Linked DNA regions of Homo sapiens: region 2 is linked to region 1. The links are chromatin loops, found by intact Hi-C in ENCODE. Cell type or tissue: GM12878. All regions are shown on one strand.

Region 1 (8,000 bases):
CTTTTATTGTTTGTTTTTCTAATCTCATGAGTTAACCATGCTCATTACAGAAAGGTCAGAAACTACAAATAAGCAAACAGGAGAAAAAATTAAAATACCAATAAACACCTACCAATTCAGACACAACTACTGTTGACACCTTGGTGTTCCAGACACTTTTCTATGCATGTTAGAGTCTATGATACGTTTTCTTTCATATTCTAGTGTTTCTGGAATTGGGCTGTATCTTCTAATTGATGTTCATAGCTGATGTGGTAATCCTTCCCTCCCTCACAAATATGGTTAGGGTTATCATACTGATGATGTGTCTTAAAACTGTGGCATCTCAGGGTCCATGAGGGATCTTATATTTTTCCCCCAAATTATGTCAGATTGCTGTTTTGAAACATGCTTTTATCACTCATCACTCTCCCCTCCTTTTTTTTTTTTTTTTTTTTTTTTTGATACGGAGTCTTGCTCTGTCGCCAGGCTGAAGTGCACTGGCGCGATCGCGGCTCACTGCAACCTCTGCCTCCCAGGTTCAAGCGATTCTCCTGCCTCAGCCTCCCAAGTAGCTAGAACTACAGGCACACGCCACGACGCCCAGCTAATTTTTGTATTCCCCTCCCTTTTATTTCTTGGCATGATGCCATGTCAGTAGATATTTTTCTACCAAAAGTATATTTAGTGAATGCAAAACCACTCCACTGATTGGTTGCACTGTATTTTTTTTAACCAAACACCTATTGCTGAGCATTTAAATCATTTACAACTTTTCCCAACTACAAACAGCATTGGCGACAGATATTCACTGAAGAATTGAGGTTATACTAGGTGCCAGACATAATACTGGGTGCTAGAGATAGAGAAATGAACAAAATAGATGTGGACTCAACCCTCCAGAAGTTGATAGTCTAGTAGAAACAGCGGGCATTAAACAAGTGAACACTTTCATGTATATTTGTAGAGATTTATTAAATATCAAACACTGTGAAAGATAAGAACAGTCTTTCTTTAGATTAGACAATCAGGAAAGGGCTCTCTAAGGAAGGAGTAATTAAGCTGAGATCTGAAGGATGAGAAAGAAATAGCCAGTGAAGGGAAGGCTGCACCAAACTAGACTCCCACAAGTACAGCAGGAAATGCCCACTCTCTTGCTGATATGGAATAAATAGTCTCCTTTTTCTTTACCATTCTGCTGGAGGATGAAAGGATTCTCATTATTTTTTAATTAGCATTTTACAAATTATTTCTAAGGTTGAACATGTGTTCTTACTTCATGTCGTTTTGTCTCCCTAGAAGAGCTTATCAATAACACTGTATTCACTGCTGTGACGAGGTCATATCTACTATACACCACAGCATAAAGCTAGGGCAATGGCTGTTGAAGTGTGCTCCCTCTGGAACCTCCAGAGTATATCAGCATCACTTGGGAACTTGTTAGAAATGCATATTCTCAGGGCCTACCTCAGACCAACTGAATCAGAAATTCTGGGGGTGAGGCCTAACAATCTGTCCTAACAAATCCTCCACATGATTCTGATATATTATAAAGCCTGAAAACCACTTTCAAGAAAATATTCAATGGATATTTGTGGATGGATGCAGTTCCAACATCCTAGGATCCTAGGATGCTCCTCCAAATACATAAATCAGAGAATATAGACCTCAATTGAAGCACAAAACAGAGTTTTGTGCTGAAAAGTTTGTGCTGAGAGTTCATTCATTTATCCAGCAAATATTTTTGAGCATCTACTATGCTTAAGAACTTTGCTACATACTGAAGATTTAATAAGGAAATAAGACAAGAGTCCCTGCCCTCACAAAGCTAATCGTCTAGTGGAGCGATTCCTTCTCAAAGTGGGATGGACGGCCAAGGAAAGTTCTAGCATGCACTGTTTTTGAACTCTTGAAAAGCAAGGAAAATGGAACAATGGTAATATAAACACATTGTGGTCAGGATAAGTGAGACAAAAGTGAAAAGAGAGAAGCGGACAGAGATGGTCTGTCCATCTTGGTCCTGCTGAGTCTCCTCTACAAACTGCTCCAGAACAGAGGTAGATTCCAGATGGGAGAAATGCCAAGGTCCTACACAGTTATTATTATTCACATATTTCTCTAAATTGTATGCATCATTTCCCTTTTCTAGGCAGCATAGTCTCAGCTTCCTTAGATTCCTGAAGTGTGCCCCAAGGATTTGTAGCTCTATGTTAATGTGATACATAAAATAGAGTCACCTTGACTTCACATTTATCTGGCTTATGTAAGCTCTAACCTTTTACTGCAGTGCAACAGAAATGCCAGACCCATTTTGTATAGGCACATAAACAAATACTCTGATTCTAAATAATATATTGGGGACCCTGGTGACTATGAGAGCATGACAGCCTACAGGGAGTTAGGAATTAAGCTACTGATCCAAGCTCTGGTGTGGAGGGAGGCACCAGGCTCTGGCTCCACTTCTTTTCCCAAGAAAACTGCTCATTGCAGTAAAGTCTTTGGAAAGAGCTTCAGAATTTTTCCTTCCACTGGCTATAAATCAAGGAAGCTATCTAGAGAAGGGGTCTGATGAGATCACTCACCCACCAAGTCCAATAGCCTTGAACAAGCTCTTTATAATCCTTTCTTCTAATCTAAAAGAAATAAAGCAAAAAAAAAAAAAAAAAAGGTGGGGGTGGCGGTAGACGGGGCTAGTTATGAAGTTATGATGCATCTAGTTTTCTTTCCCCCCTAGAGCAGGGTTTCTCAATCTCTGCACTCTTGACATTCTAGGCAACATAATTATTTGTTATAGGGCTGTGCATTGTAATAGGTTTGGCAGCACCCCTGGCATCCACTGACTAGGTGCCAGTAACTCCTCCTCAAGTTGTGACAACCAAAAATGTATCCAGACATCACCAATGTCCCCTGGAGTGTGGGGAGGGAATCTCCTCAAGTTGAGAACCACAGCACTAGAAATTAAAGCAGTTAGAAATCCCAGATATTAACCCCTGGAAAGCCACGTGGACTTTATTTTCCCAGTTTGATAAATCGAATCAGTTTAAATACAGAAGACACCACTCAACGGTTCACAAAAATAATTTGGATAGTTATCTCTCTCCCACTTATAATAAACCCTTAACTGCCTCCATTGACTTTAAATAACTCAACATTATCAGAGCAATGAGGTGAATTACTGAGGGCCAACAATTGAGGGACTCAAAATCAAGTTATAATGATTACTCCTTGCAAATGTATAATAATTCATGTTTTACACATCTGTCAATTTGAATTCATTTTAACTTTCATTGGTTATTTCTGTGTGCCAGGGGCCTTTAATTTTCATACCACCTATATTAGTTTTCTGTGACTGCTGTAACGAATTCTGCTTAAAACAACATAAATTTATTGTCTCACAGTTCTGAAGGCTAGAAGTTCAAAGTCAGTACCACTGGGCCAAAATCACTGTCAGCAAGGCCACACTACCTCCAGAGGCTCTAGGGGAAAATCATTTTCTTGCCTTTTCCAGCTTCTGGTGGCTGTCAGCATTCCTTTGACTTGTGACCACATTACTCCCATTTCTGTCTCCAAAGCAACCTTACCTATTCCTCTTCTACAGGTCATCAAATCTCCCTCTGTCCCCCTGTTATAAGGTACATGTGATTGCATCTATGGCACATCAGATAATCCAGGATAATCTCCCTGTTTTTAAATTCATTATTTGATTACACCTGTAAAGACCTTCCCCCACACCCCATCTCTTTGCCATGTGAGGTAATATTTACAGGCTCCAGGGATATGGATATGGGGGAACGGAAGGACTATCTATTATCAGCCAATTATACCACCCTTGTGACGCAGGCAAAGATTAATATTTATAGATGAGAAAATAGTGGCACAAACAAGTTAAATGGTTTATAAGAAGTTACATGCTGTGAGAGATTGGCACAGATGGGACAAGAATCCAGGGCTTCTGACTCCTCTTTTGAATTACCCATGGCCCAGAAGAATAGAAACCTATTCTCCCCTTCCTCCAGCAAACAGTTAAAAGGCACTGTGAAGTTAGTATAATCATGAAGGATTAGAGGATGGAGTTTACAGGCTAGCGAGGATTCTGGAAAGCCTCATATCATTCTGAGGGGCTTAGGGGTGAGAAATCACACAGAATTTTCCAAGATATTAGAATAGCACAAGGAAAATGAAAGGAGATGATATGGTATGAGAAGAAAGCAAACTGTAGCCTTTTAATATTCATTGAGTCCATGACAGCATAATGTTTCACCTGCTATTTAGCATTTCACATTGGCAACACTGAGTAGGGCATATGCTGTGTATAATTTTATGAAGCTCTTTAACAAAATAGTCTATGGTTGAATTTTCACAATATCTCTGTATGGAAGGGCAGTCATTATCATCATTCCATTTCATAGGTGAGGAAACTGAGGTTTGGGGAGTTAAGAGATTTTCCCAAGCTAGAATAAAATCCAAGCCTTTTTCCTTTTATGATAATTGTCTTTTCTAATTATTGTCCCTCATGTAAGAATGATATATACAGGTGTCTCATAAAGTTATAACCCATAGCTACTGAGTTATCAGTATAGATGACAAATGTTACTTTATATTCAACCTTCAGGAGACCCAGTACCCTTCAGGCACTTTTCATGTAATTCAGATACACAAACAACAGGTGGCAGTAAGTGCCTTAGGTAAGTGATTTGAATGAACAAATTTAAACTTAAATATACTTATTTTAAACTATGACAAAAATGGTAGATTTTCAGGATTTCCGTTTTATTGTTTACAGTTGCTAGTCTATCTTATTCTATGCAATATGTTCAGATGTGTTTAAAGGTCAAATGTATAAAATAACTTCAAGAAAATAAAAATCTGTTATTTGCTGTCTTTCAAAATAATTCCTGCTAACTGCAATTAAACTAAAGTTTTGTCTTATCCTGAGACTAAAATTAGAATATTCATTTCCACTTTACTCTAAATATTTTTAAAATCTAACTTCCTCCTGATTTTAAAATTAGATTTTAAAATCTAATTTCTTCAAGATTTCTATTTAACTTACTGACAAAAGAGCCATGGGATCTTTTACTCAAGTGGAAAAAGCTTTTATCATTTCCCATTTTCTCTCTAAGTTTTCAGGGAAAGGACTTAAAGAATGAGGAAATAGTAGGCAAGGACATTTCTCCTCTTGAGTTCCCTATCTCTAGCTTTTTTTTTTTTTTTTTTACCTCTTCTCAACAGAGAAACTATCAAACAGCAGTGTGTTACCACTGAAAGTACAGAGTCTTTTAACTTTTTTTTCTATCAGAATGAAGTAAGTTTTCACGCTAGGTCTTAAAATGATAGCAACTAGCAGCATTCCCCTTCCTGTTTATCACATGTAAATTTCAAGTTACACTAAGCCAGTAGCTACTTTTGGAAATACGTGTTAGGAAGGGGAATGCTGCTAGTTTAACTACCTGTAACATCCACACAGTGGCTTCTGCCACAGATAGGCTCCTTTTTTCAAGGCTAAGAGATACAAACATACAGCTCACACCAACACAGCAAATCAAAGAACCCGCACATTTAAGTACTTTTTATACGAAAATGTTCATTTGTTACATTAAAGATACACTGGCATTTGTAGTAAACAATATCCACATTGTCAGTCAACTTTAAAAGTAACACTAATCTAGGGTTGGCTCTGCACTAGGGACTTTGAGAACTCAGGAGAAATGTAAACCACAGTTCCTACCTCAAAAGATTTACAGCCTAATTGAGGAGGTGGCATTTCTAAATGATGCATTTGTATTATATATCAGTATAACATGTACATAAGTTCATATTCAAAAGAATGGTTACAGATACCATGAAGTACAGTGGATCATGGTAGAAAGGAAGGTTTCATGGAGAAGAACTTAAAGGGTGAATATATTTTGCATAAGCATATAAAAGAGGCAAGAATAGTTCAGGAATAGAATAAGTCTCACGAAGGCAGGGGGTTGAGAATGAACCTGGTAGGATTGAAGGTCAGATGGCACTTGCCTGGAAGGAGGGGAAATTTGGTAAAAAAAAAAAATATAGCTAAGATATATTACAGTCTTAAAGGTAGAGAGTTTGAAAAATATGATCAGTTTATAATACTTTTCATCTGCCCCTATATAGAGGCTGGATCTAATAGTTAAAAATGAAAGTTTAAGCCAGAGTAGTAGTTAGGAGTACTGGACAGAAGAAAAGCCAGGTGTTGGGAACCGAAGAGGGCTAATCCATGAGATGAGAAGAAAAGACAGGGGCCATGACCTTGAGGAGGTAAGCTACAAAGGATCAGAAAGCCATTAGCATGAATAGAAGCCTAACAAAAATTTAAAAAGGGTGATGAGTTCTATTTGGCATGGTGAGTCTTTAAGAGTGATAGTACCTTTACAAAAGAAACCACAGAAGATGGGATCCCACATAGAAGAAGACAGTTAAAGGAAAAAGCATCCTTGCCTCTTGGAGCAACTAAACACAACCCATCATTAACATCAGAGTCCCCAGGTCCAATGTGGCACCCTTTATTTTTCCTCCAAATGTTCAGCATCGTTTATCTTCCTTTCTCGCGGATCCTGCATTTAACGGCTGTCACATTGCTTGGGAAACTTGATTGCAACACGGTCATTTCATGGGCACCAGTCAGAAGGCTTATACCAAAGTCCTTGCAAAAGACAATTTTCATATAAGATATGTACTTGTCATATCTGCGGTGAGCATCTGTCAGTCTCGTCATAGGCTGCACATAGAGAATTAGTTTATAATCCTTAACACTCCAGCTTCCCATGCTGCTCCTCCTGAGTGGATTGAGACATGCAAATTAAGCTTGTTTTATTTGATTTGCATTTGAGTAATTGCCTACTGTCCATAAAGTAATGATAAAACAAAAACCTTTTCCAAATTGACCAGCTTACCTAAAACCATTGAGAATAAGAGAGAGTCGAGCTATAAAATGCCTTTCAGAAATAAGAGGAGCCACGTTCATAAAACACATTGATTTCTTTCCTACTACAGAGCTATAAGCAATATTACCTGTGGAAAAAAAATAGATCAGAGATTTCTGTCATTTTCAAGGCACTGGTCCGGAAATCGGCAAACAAAACTTCAGCAAGATCTCCTAAATCCTCTTTACCAGCTGAAGCAGTTGGTTGCATTGCAAATGAAAAATTAAAAAGATAGGATCTTCAAGGTCACCAGGGAGACTATGTCGACCCCTTACCCCCAGAGTTGTCAGTAGAGTATAGCAGTTTTAAGGATGTGGACTGGAGAATTTGACTGCTGGTGTTCAAATTCAGGTCTGCTCACCATTAACTGTGTGAGCTTGGGCAAGTTATTTCACCTCTCTGAGCCTCAGTGCTCTCCTCTGTAAAATGGAGATAACAATATTTCATTCACAAAGAGGATTAAATGAGTCAATGTATTTAAAACACATAACATGGTGTCTGGCACACGGTAAGTATTCAATGGATGTTATGATTATAATTTCAATTTCTTTCCAGCCATATGGCCCTTTGTCATCAGTTTCATAGGTCTTAGCGGGTAACTATAATTCTAATGCTTATAATTATTAACTTTTCTTTATACAAAAGACATCACTTATGCTCTTGTGCCAAATGTAGCAGATGCTGTCATACCAATACTTTTTTACCCTTACCACTTCAGTGCCTGCCACCCCCAAATTCCTACTGCCAGCACCTGCATTTCTTTCCCTGGGGACTTTTTCTGGATTCCAAACTTGTTTTGCCAACTTGTATAGTAGGTTGGAAATGCTGAGAAATTAATGGCCCCAACCAAAGACTGATAGGAGTCAGCGTACTCTCACCTCTCAGGTGGGGTAACTCTGAAGGAGATGTCTTACACTGCCTCCAAGACTTTCCCCTGAAGACTTAAGCCCCAGACACTCTGTCTGTGGCAGCAAATGTGATAATGTTGTCTTTAACACGTGCTTACTTGTTTCACTGCTCCATTCTTCTATCACTATTTCCTTCAACTCTGAAACAAACTACTTATACTTGAAT
Region 2 (8,000 bases), 180 kb after region 1:
TTCATTCATCTTTATGGCAAAGTATTTTATGGTGTCTATGTATCACATTTTCTTTATCCAATCCACTGCTGATGGGCACTTGGGTTGATTCCATGTCTTTGCTATTGTGAACAGCACTGCAATTAATATGCAGGTATAGGTATCTTTTTGATAGAATGAATTATTTTCCTTTGGGTATACACCCAGTAGTGGGATTGCTTGGTCAAATGGTAGCTCTATTTTATGTTCTTTAAGAAATCTCCAAACTGCTTTCCACAGTGGCTGAACTAATTTGTATTCCCACCAATAGTGTGTGTCTTCACTTCTCTCCACAGCCTCACCAACATCTGTTGCTTTTTGACTTTTTAATAATCGCCATTCTGACTGGTATGAGATGGTATTTCATTGTGGCTTTGATTTGCATTTCTCTGATGATTAGTGATGTTGAGCATTTTTTTTTCATATGTTTATTGGCCACTTGTATGTTTTCTTTTGAGAAGTGTCTGTTCATGTCCTCTGAAGGTAAGCTTTTTGCTTTGAATCAAAACCATGCTTAGGCAATCTTCCATCTCAGCTTTGAAAAATACCCTAAGATACCTCAACTTGTCAGTCAGCCCTGAAAAAGCCATACCTCCTGCAATCCTGACTTGCCAATCTTTCTCAATGAAAAATTCTCTCTTTTATCTACCAAGTTGTCTCCAACCCTCTAAAATGTGTCTTGTATAACAATTCAGTTTGTTCACTCTGGAATTTGTTAGACTTATTTGTAGGATCTGACTATACAATGAGGACCATACTGACTGCAATTGGATGTATTTCTCCAACACGTTATTCCTCCCCTACCTCACCATCCCTACCGCCTACTACCACCACTATCAGTCTCCTTTCCAGAATTCTAAGCCAGTAATTGGCATGACAGAACATACCCTCAAAACATTCAGAGGAACAAATAATGGAAACAGTGCTGATGCATGCAAACTCTGTCTAGGCATGAACTAGGTATTCTAGTTCATTCTGTGTTGCTAATAAAAAATAGCTGAGACTGGGTTATTTATAAAGAATAGAGGTTTATTTAGCTCACAGTTCTGCAGGCTGAGAAGTTCAAGGGCATGGCCCTGGTTTCTGGAGAGGGCATTTGTGCTGTGTCACAACATGGCAGAGAAGGTCAAAGTCAAAGCAGACAGGTGTGAGGAAAGGAAAGCCTGAGGGGCATCCTGGCCTTATCACAACTCACTTTCAAGGAAACAAATCCATCCCTGCGAGAACTAATACAGTCTTACAGGAATGAGAACTCACTCCTGCAAGAACAGCCATTCATAAGGGATTACACCCTCATGACCCAAACACCTTTCACTAGGCCCTACCTCCCAATACCACCACACTGGGGATCAAATTCAAAATTAGTTTTAGTGGGGACAAACAAACCATGCCCAAACCATAGCACATAGAGTGTGTCAAATCACATATACAGTCACTTCAAGACTACATATCCAGAAGTGACAATTCTACATCTCGTAAGTCATAATGATGAAAAGAACTAACATTTATTGAGTGCTTTCTTGTTTAGTTCCTATAGTAATCCATCATGAAAAATAATAACACTGGCTTCCTAGTTGCCAGGCATTTAATTAACTCTCTTAATCCTCATAATGACCTCATGCCATGAGTTACTATTGTAATCCTCATTTTGCCGATGAGGAAACTGAGGGCTGGAGAGGTTAAGTAACTTGCCCAAGGTAATCCAGCCAGGGAGTGGTGGGGCTGGAATGTGAACCCCAGGTCAGTCTGTCTGACTGCAGAGACCAATCTCCTAACCCTACCACACTACCTTATTAGAAACATCTTTGAGCATGCAGCCCACATTATCCTGTTATGATAAAAAAAAAAATGCATGAAAATGCCTGCTTCCATCTATTTGGTGTTGAGAATGTTTCAAAGCACTTTCCCATCCCTGATGCATTTGATCTTCACAACAGTCCTGTGAGGAAGACAGGCATAGGCAACACCACCATTACATAGATAAAGACCAAACACAAAAGCTTGCCCCAAGTCCCACTCCACAAATGAGAGACCAAGCCAGAGTCAGAGTTCAATGTACAGTATACATTTTCAAAATGTGTTCTTTGGTATAGCTAGGGATTAAGTCTCCTCCACCTCCTTCATTCTGATTTCATCCTGAAGATTTGAAAGGAAGTGGGCAGCCCACAGCAGGTCATTAAACCCTCCAGCCAAGCTTTCCTATAAATGTAAAAACTACTTGAGTATACCTCACTTTGTCTTCCACATACCCCAACCCTTCAGGATCTGCAGTACCTGACCACATCCTGTGTCTTGAAAGAAAAAAAATGAGGGACCTTGACCCTTAAAAACTGGACACACTGAAGGTATGAACATATCTCATTGTGGATTTCTCACTTTAAAAACATTTATTGGACAATTACAGGTCCAAAATTCCAAAACCCACCTGGCAGGTGAGCAATACTCACCTGGCAGGGGAGATATCATGATCACCAAGCCCACCAAGTTCTGAAAACCAAAGTTTTTAAAAATAAATTCCCTATCAAACCTCTCATATGGCAGCAAAACCTGACATGCACTGATGGGAGGCAATTTATGGTGTTTATTTATCCCATTGCATCTAAGCATGCCCAGGTTTCACTGCTGAAAATTTATTGTGTTTGATTATAGTAGGGTTGCCAGATAAAACATAGGACATAGTTAAATTTAAATTTCAGATAAATAATGAATAATGTTTTTGTATAAGCATGTCCCAAAATTATAAGGGGCATTTAGTTATACTAAAACATTTTTGCTGTTTAGCTGAAATTCAAATTTAATTGGGCATCCTGTATTTTTATTTGCTAAATTTTGGAACTCTAATTATGGGTGCTGCCTGAAACCTCACTGGGAGTGTTATCTAATATATGGCATAGACAGCATATTACTGTTCTAAAATCTGACAAATTTAGAATTCCAAAACAAATCTGTCCCCAAGAGTTTTGTAAAAGGGATTGTGGACCACTGGACCTATAGCATCCTCCCAGCACTGGGCTTGGTACTTCATGGGGACTCAGCTCCCAAAGAGCAACAACCTCTCAAAGAATTATCCCATCACAATGCCTTGCCTCTTGAGCTTTCATTAGATTTCCCCTCTGCTGTCTTTCATAGGTCATTAGCATGCTTTCTGCTTTGATATATTTATTCTTCAAGGTATTTCCCCTCTAGTGTCCTGATTTAAACTAGTAGGACTGCAACCCACAGCTGACCTAACCACACTTTCTATGATTTCTTACTTGGCTTTAGTGAGTTTCCAGCCTCTCCTGTTCAATTGCTCTGACATGCTATGTCACTTTCTTCCTTCCTGGTAAGAAGCTTTCCAACACAGACTCCCCTTTACTTCCAGAACTCTCCTCTGTAGTAGGCAGTGAGCTCCTACCACCCTCTGCTGCCATCTCATGGCTAGGATAAGCCATTGCATTAGTCTTAATTCTGTTGCACTAGTTCTTTTTAGAGTCCATCACCGCCAACACAGAATTATAACATCTGCCAGGAAACCCCATTGGGCTAATTCTGACTGCTGTATGCACTTGCAAATGGAAAATTATACTTTAAAAAAATATGCGTTCTAAAACAGTTTTCAACCTCCTCCTTCAACCTAGCCTCACCTTCCTCCATTTAGTTCTAAGTAGTGAGGCTTAGCCCTAGTTTGAAATGAAAGATAGGGCTTCCAGTTGACTGATTTTGTGAGTCTGCACCTGTGTTGCCATTGATATTGGCAGCCCAGCTTGGGAACTAAGTCTGCTAGCTAATTGCAACAACAGAGCCAGCTTAGAACAAAATGTCTCAGTAATCCTTGGGTAAGAACATATCTTCTTTTTAAAAAATAAAACTAGCCATGGATTAGTGATCTGAGTGATTAAATATTAAACTGTGCTAGACAGAGAGTACATGTAAAAGGTAGGGGCTATTTCCAATCATTATCTGGACCTAAACTTTTGTCAAAACCTATTTCTTGATCTCAAATGTCTGCTGCAGTGGTTTACAAAAAAAAAAAAAAAATGCTGCACTGCTTAATGAAAGTATGACTCAGCAAGCTCACTACAATGGTGAGGGAAGAAAGGTGCTTGAACATTTCTTCCTCTTCGGGAACTTTTGCATTGCCACTGATTTCCCCTTTTGGGCGTTTTTCTCCTCTTCAGAGCCCAGCTTGATTGGCAACTAAAAACAAAACTCATTCTCTTGAGGGTCATTCCTGTAGAGGCGGGTTTTTAAACACATCCTTAACACACAACCGGACTATCTTCTGAAGAACTGAAATCTAACACAGTACACATTGGGCCCATTTCTATGTGCAGCCATTCACTGAAGGGAGTAGGATGCAGTTCTTAAAAGATCAGTAGACTTTTTCAAACCTCCCAGAAAGGCCCTTACCTCAGATCTTACTATAGCCAGTAACTGCTGTTTCTTCCTGATCCTCACCTTCTCCTCTGGTATAGGGGACGACTCATTCTCACCCTTCAAATTTTCTTTTCCTCTAAATGGACTAAAGGAAGAAGTGTTTACAGCTGTAAGTCTCCCAGCTCAAAGTCAGCTGATTTCTTTTAGGAAACATGGGAACATAACTCATTGCCAATTACTTTAGAGAACCACAGACCTATACTGCTTTATAAACCTCTGAATATTAAACATGTGTCAAGGTGACTTTTCTTTCAGTCTCACCTATTGCACTTTTTTGTACACACCTAAAAACTTAAAATAATCTGAAAATAACCAGTTAGGTGACTTAACTGTGAAACTGACTTGTTTTTATCCTAATGCTTTTCTTGCTGATAGCTTTCCCAGCAGGGAACAGGGTGGACTGAGCAGGGTAACAAAGATATTTCTCCTCTGACCATTGTCCATTCCTAATGGAGCCACTGGAAGCTTACTGCTGTGGCTTTTCTCTACCTCACAGCCTGGCTTATTTCTCAAAAGCCCATCCCCACGACCAGATCCTCTGCTTCTATGAGGGGACTTTCCCTTTTTTTTCATTGCCTCCTCAAGGAGTGGTGACTCAATTAATTATCAGGGAGGTCTATCTGTACCTCATTATTCTTAAATGAGCACTTAAGTACAATGTTTGACATCCAGTAGTCACTCAAATGTTAGATGTTGTTATTATTACTATTTAACCTCTCTGAGCCTCAGTTTTCTCATCTGTAAAATGGATGTAATAATAGTACAAACTTCCTAGGTTTGTTAATACATATAAACTGCTTTTAAAAGTATCCAAAACTTAGAAGGTTCTGTGTACATTTTATCTATGACTATTAAAACTTCTATTAGAGAAATAATTTAAGGACATATAGACTGCAAGGTGAAAAGAGAAACGTGTGTGTGGGTTTGGGGATGCTACGGCGGGGAAGAGTTGTGTGTGGATTATGTGTTTGAAATATGTTTTAGCGGCCGAAGAGAAATGCCCACTAGGCGTTAAACATTCAGGTGTAAATTTTAGCAGGGACGGAATGAAGAATTTTTTCACTTTAACAAAAACAGTAAATGCCTGCAAAGACCTTTGGGGGTAAGAAATGACATATATAGAAGTGTTCCTCCACTTCCTAAGCTTACCGTCTACTAAGAAGGCTGAGTCACTGATTCTACATAGAAGTACATGTAACACAAGGTAGGCTCTGAGAGGTACCACAGGGAAAAAGCAAAGTGGTATGAGCTCAAGGAGAGAGGTCACACCTCTGGCTGAAGCAATCAGGGAGGGCTTCCAGAAGGAAGTGATTTTCTGATTTCATTATTCACCGCAGCCTTTTCTTAGGACTCTAGTGCCTGCTGATTTTTTCCATCTCTGAATGCTCTAAGATCCCAAAGTGTGGTGCCTCATGACAAAGCAGTGAGCTTTTCCTAAAGCTAAATAGATCCAGATTGAATGACTGTCCTTTATTCTGTCCTTTCTTTTATAAAATGGTGGTAACAGGAGATCAAAGGGGTGTGGGCTTTTCTCATGTCCTTACTTGGCAAAACAATCTCCTGATTTGGAGAGGAGTGGCCTTAATCAGTCTGTGAGAGCCAACCATCTGGGAACCTGACATGTTTACCATCTGTACCATTTATGTGGGCGTCTGAACACAAACATTATTGTCCTGTTACTTGTTTCGCATGAGTTAGGCTAGTATCCCTTCAAAAGAGCTCCTGCAGGCCAGAATCATGGCTGGTCTCTCTTGCGATGACCCTCTCCCACAGGCCACACGGAGCTGGGCACAGAGCAGGTACTCCAAAATACTTGTTGAAAGGCCTAAACTGAATCACATTAATCTTGCACTTCCCTTGCAGTAAGCAAGTCAAATTCTATTCTGCCTTGAGTTAAGCATGTGAATCAGGCATTAAATCCTATTGATCCTTTAGACAGCTGTAGAAACAAAAGTCACATACAGTAGACTGGTGAGGGGCTGGGAAGATAATTCTCTTCACTGAATGAAAAAATTCAGAACTCTGCTGCAGTGAAATCAAAGCTATTTTGCTAGTTTTCTGGCAGAGGGGTGGTCTCTTTCCAGTAGAACCTGACATTTTTCCTATCAAGAAATATTCCTAGGAGGGGCCAAGAGCCATTGGGCCCCTCCATTGACAACACAGCTTTATGTCAAAGAAAGCCAGGGCTTTTCCAAAAGTTGTGTGCAGTAAGGAAAAAATACAATAATGTTCAGCCCTTGTCTGGGAGTATTGCAGAACTGAAGCACTGAAGAGGGAAAACAATCAACAACTGCAGTGAGGATCCTAGCTCATTTGTGAAGAAAAGATTTAGACAGATTAAACAGGGGGATTCCATACAGATCTGGCCTGGGGCGGGCCCCATCACTTCTGGGCTTTGCTAGCCTTCAGGCCCCTTAACTGGCTAATATGATATACCCACTTTAAGCTGTTAAGGTAGTTGATAGTTTTGTATATTACCACTTCCTACAAACATGAATATAGTTTCAATGCTTTAATCCAAAGAAATAAATTATGTGGGCATTTCAATCACTGGCCGCAAGGCCAATGGGGAAGATACTGGGAAATTTAGCTTTCTGCATGCCTCTGATCATACCATCCATGGATTGTCAGAGAGTGCAGTGTTTGAAAGCTTGGTCTATGGAATCAACCAAGCTAGTTCCCCAGTCCTGGCTCCACCATTTACCAAGAAATGTGACCTTGGGCTCTGTCCTATCAGCTGTAAAATGATATAATTCTATATCTGCCATTAGCGTTGCTGTGAGATGATGCATATAAAAAATCCAGCACAGTTGCTGGCACATTATAAGAGCTCAATCTTTGATATGTAATCTTCCAATGTTAAGAGTAGTTCCTAGTTGCAACTCCCAGGAGACTTGTGTTAGCTACTGGACTCCTTTCACACACTAAGGAAGGAAGAATTTGGAAAGAGAGTATTCCACCAAGATTTATCCAGCACAGAGCTATTTATTCAATCACTCATTCATCAAATATCTATTCAGCATTCATCTTGTACCAGGCATTTTGCAAAATGTTGGGAATATAATAAAGAATAAGACAAGCTCCCAGTCCTTGACCAACACTCAGTCTTATAGCTTTTAAGAAGCTGGCCGGGCACGGTGGCTCACTCCTGTAATCCCAGCACTTTGGGAGGCCAAGGTGGGCAGATCACGAGGGCAAGAGATCAAGACCATCCTGGCCAACATGGTGAAACCCTGTCTCTACTAAAAATACAAAAAATTAGCCAGGCGTGGTGGTGTGCGCCTGTAGTCCCAGCTACTCAGGAGGCTGAGGCAGGAGAATTGCTTGAACCTGGGAGGCTGAGGTTGCAGTGAACAGATATCACACCACTGCACTCTAGCCTGGCGACAGAATGAGACTCCGTCAAAAAAAAAAAAAAAGAAGCTGCTAGAGGCCGGGCACAGTGACTCATGCCAGTAATCTCAGCACTTTGGGAGATCTAGGTGAATGGATTGCTTGAGCCCAGGAGTTCAAGACCAGGCTGGGGGGGGTAACATGGCAAAACTCCCTCTCTACTAAAAACA

Evidence for each region. Peaks named below come from ENCODE experiments on the same cell type or tissue, not always from the same donor. Only the 100,000 strongest peaks of a DNase experiment are listed, where the experiment ranks them.
Region 2: it touches region 1 in a loop (6-fold over the local background); 18 of 110 quality-filtered maps call a loop at or near these places.

Annotation. Positions count from the first base shown.
Region 1 is chrX:112,040,842-112,048,841 of GRCh38, reverse strand. All of the region lies in intron 1 of TRPC5 (transient receptor potential cation channel subfamily C member 5), which reads left to right. Among named protein-coding and RNA genes, the nearest start is that of TRPC5, 38 kb to the left of the region's middle. In GM12878, a CTCF peak has its summit at 4,647 (motif pointing right); no DNase peak of the experiment used is centred here.
Region 2 is chrX:111,865,189-111,873,188 of GRCh38, reverse strand. The region is part of intron 3 of TRPC5 (transient receptor potential cation channel subfamily C member 5); the gene reads left to right. Among named protein-coding and RNA genes, the nearest start is that of TRPC5OS, 7.0 kb to the left of the region's middle. RefSeq lists a silencer at 4,340-4,389. In GM12878, a CTCF peak has its summit at 3,431 (motif pointing left); DNase peaks (open chromatin) are centred at 3,258 and 4,128; H3K27ac peaks cover 784 bases.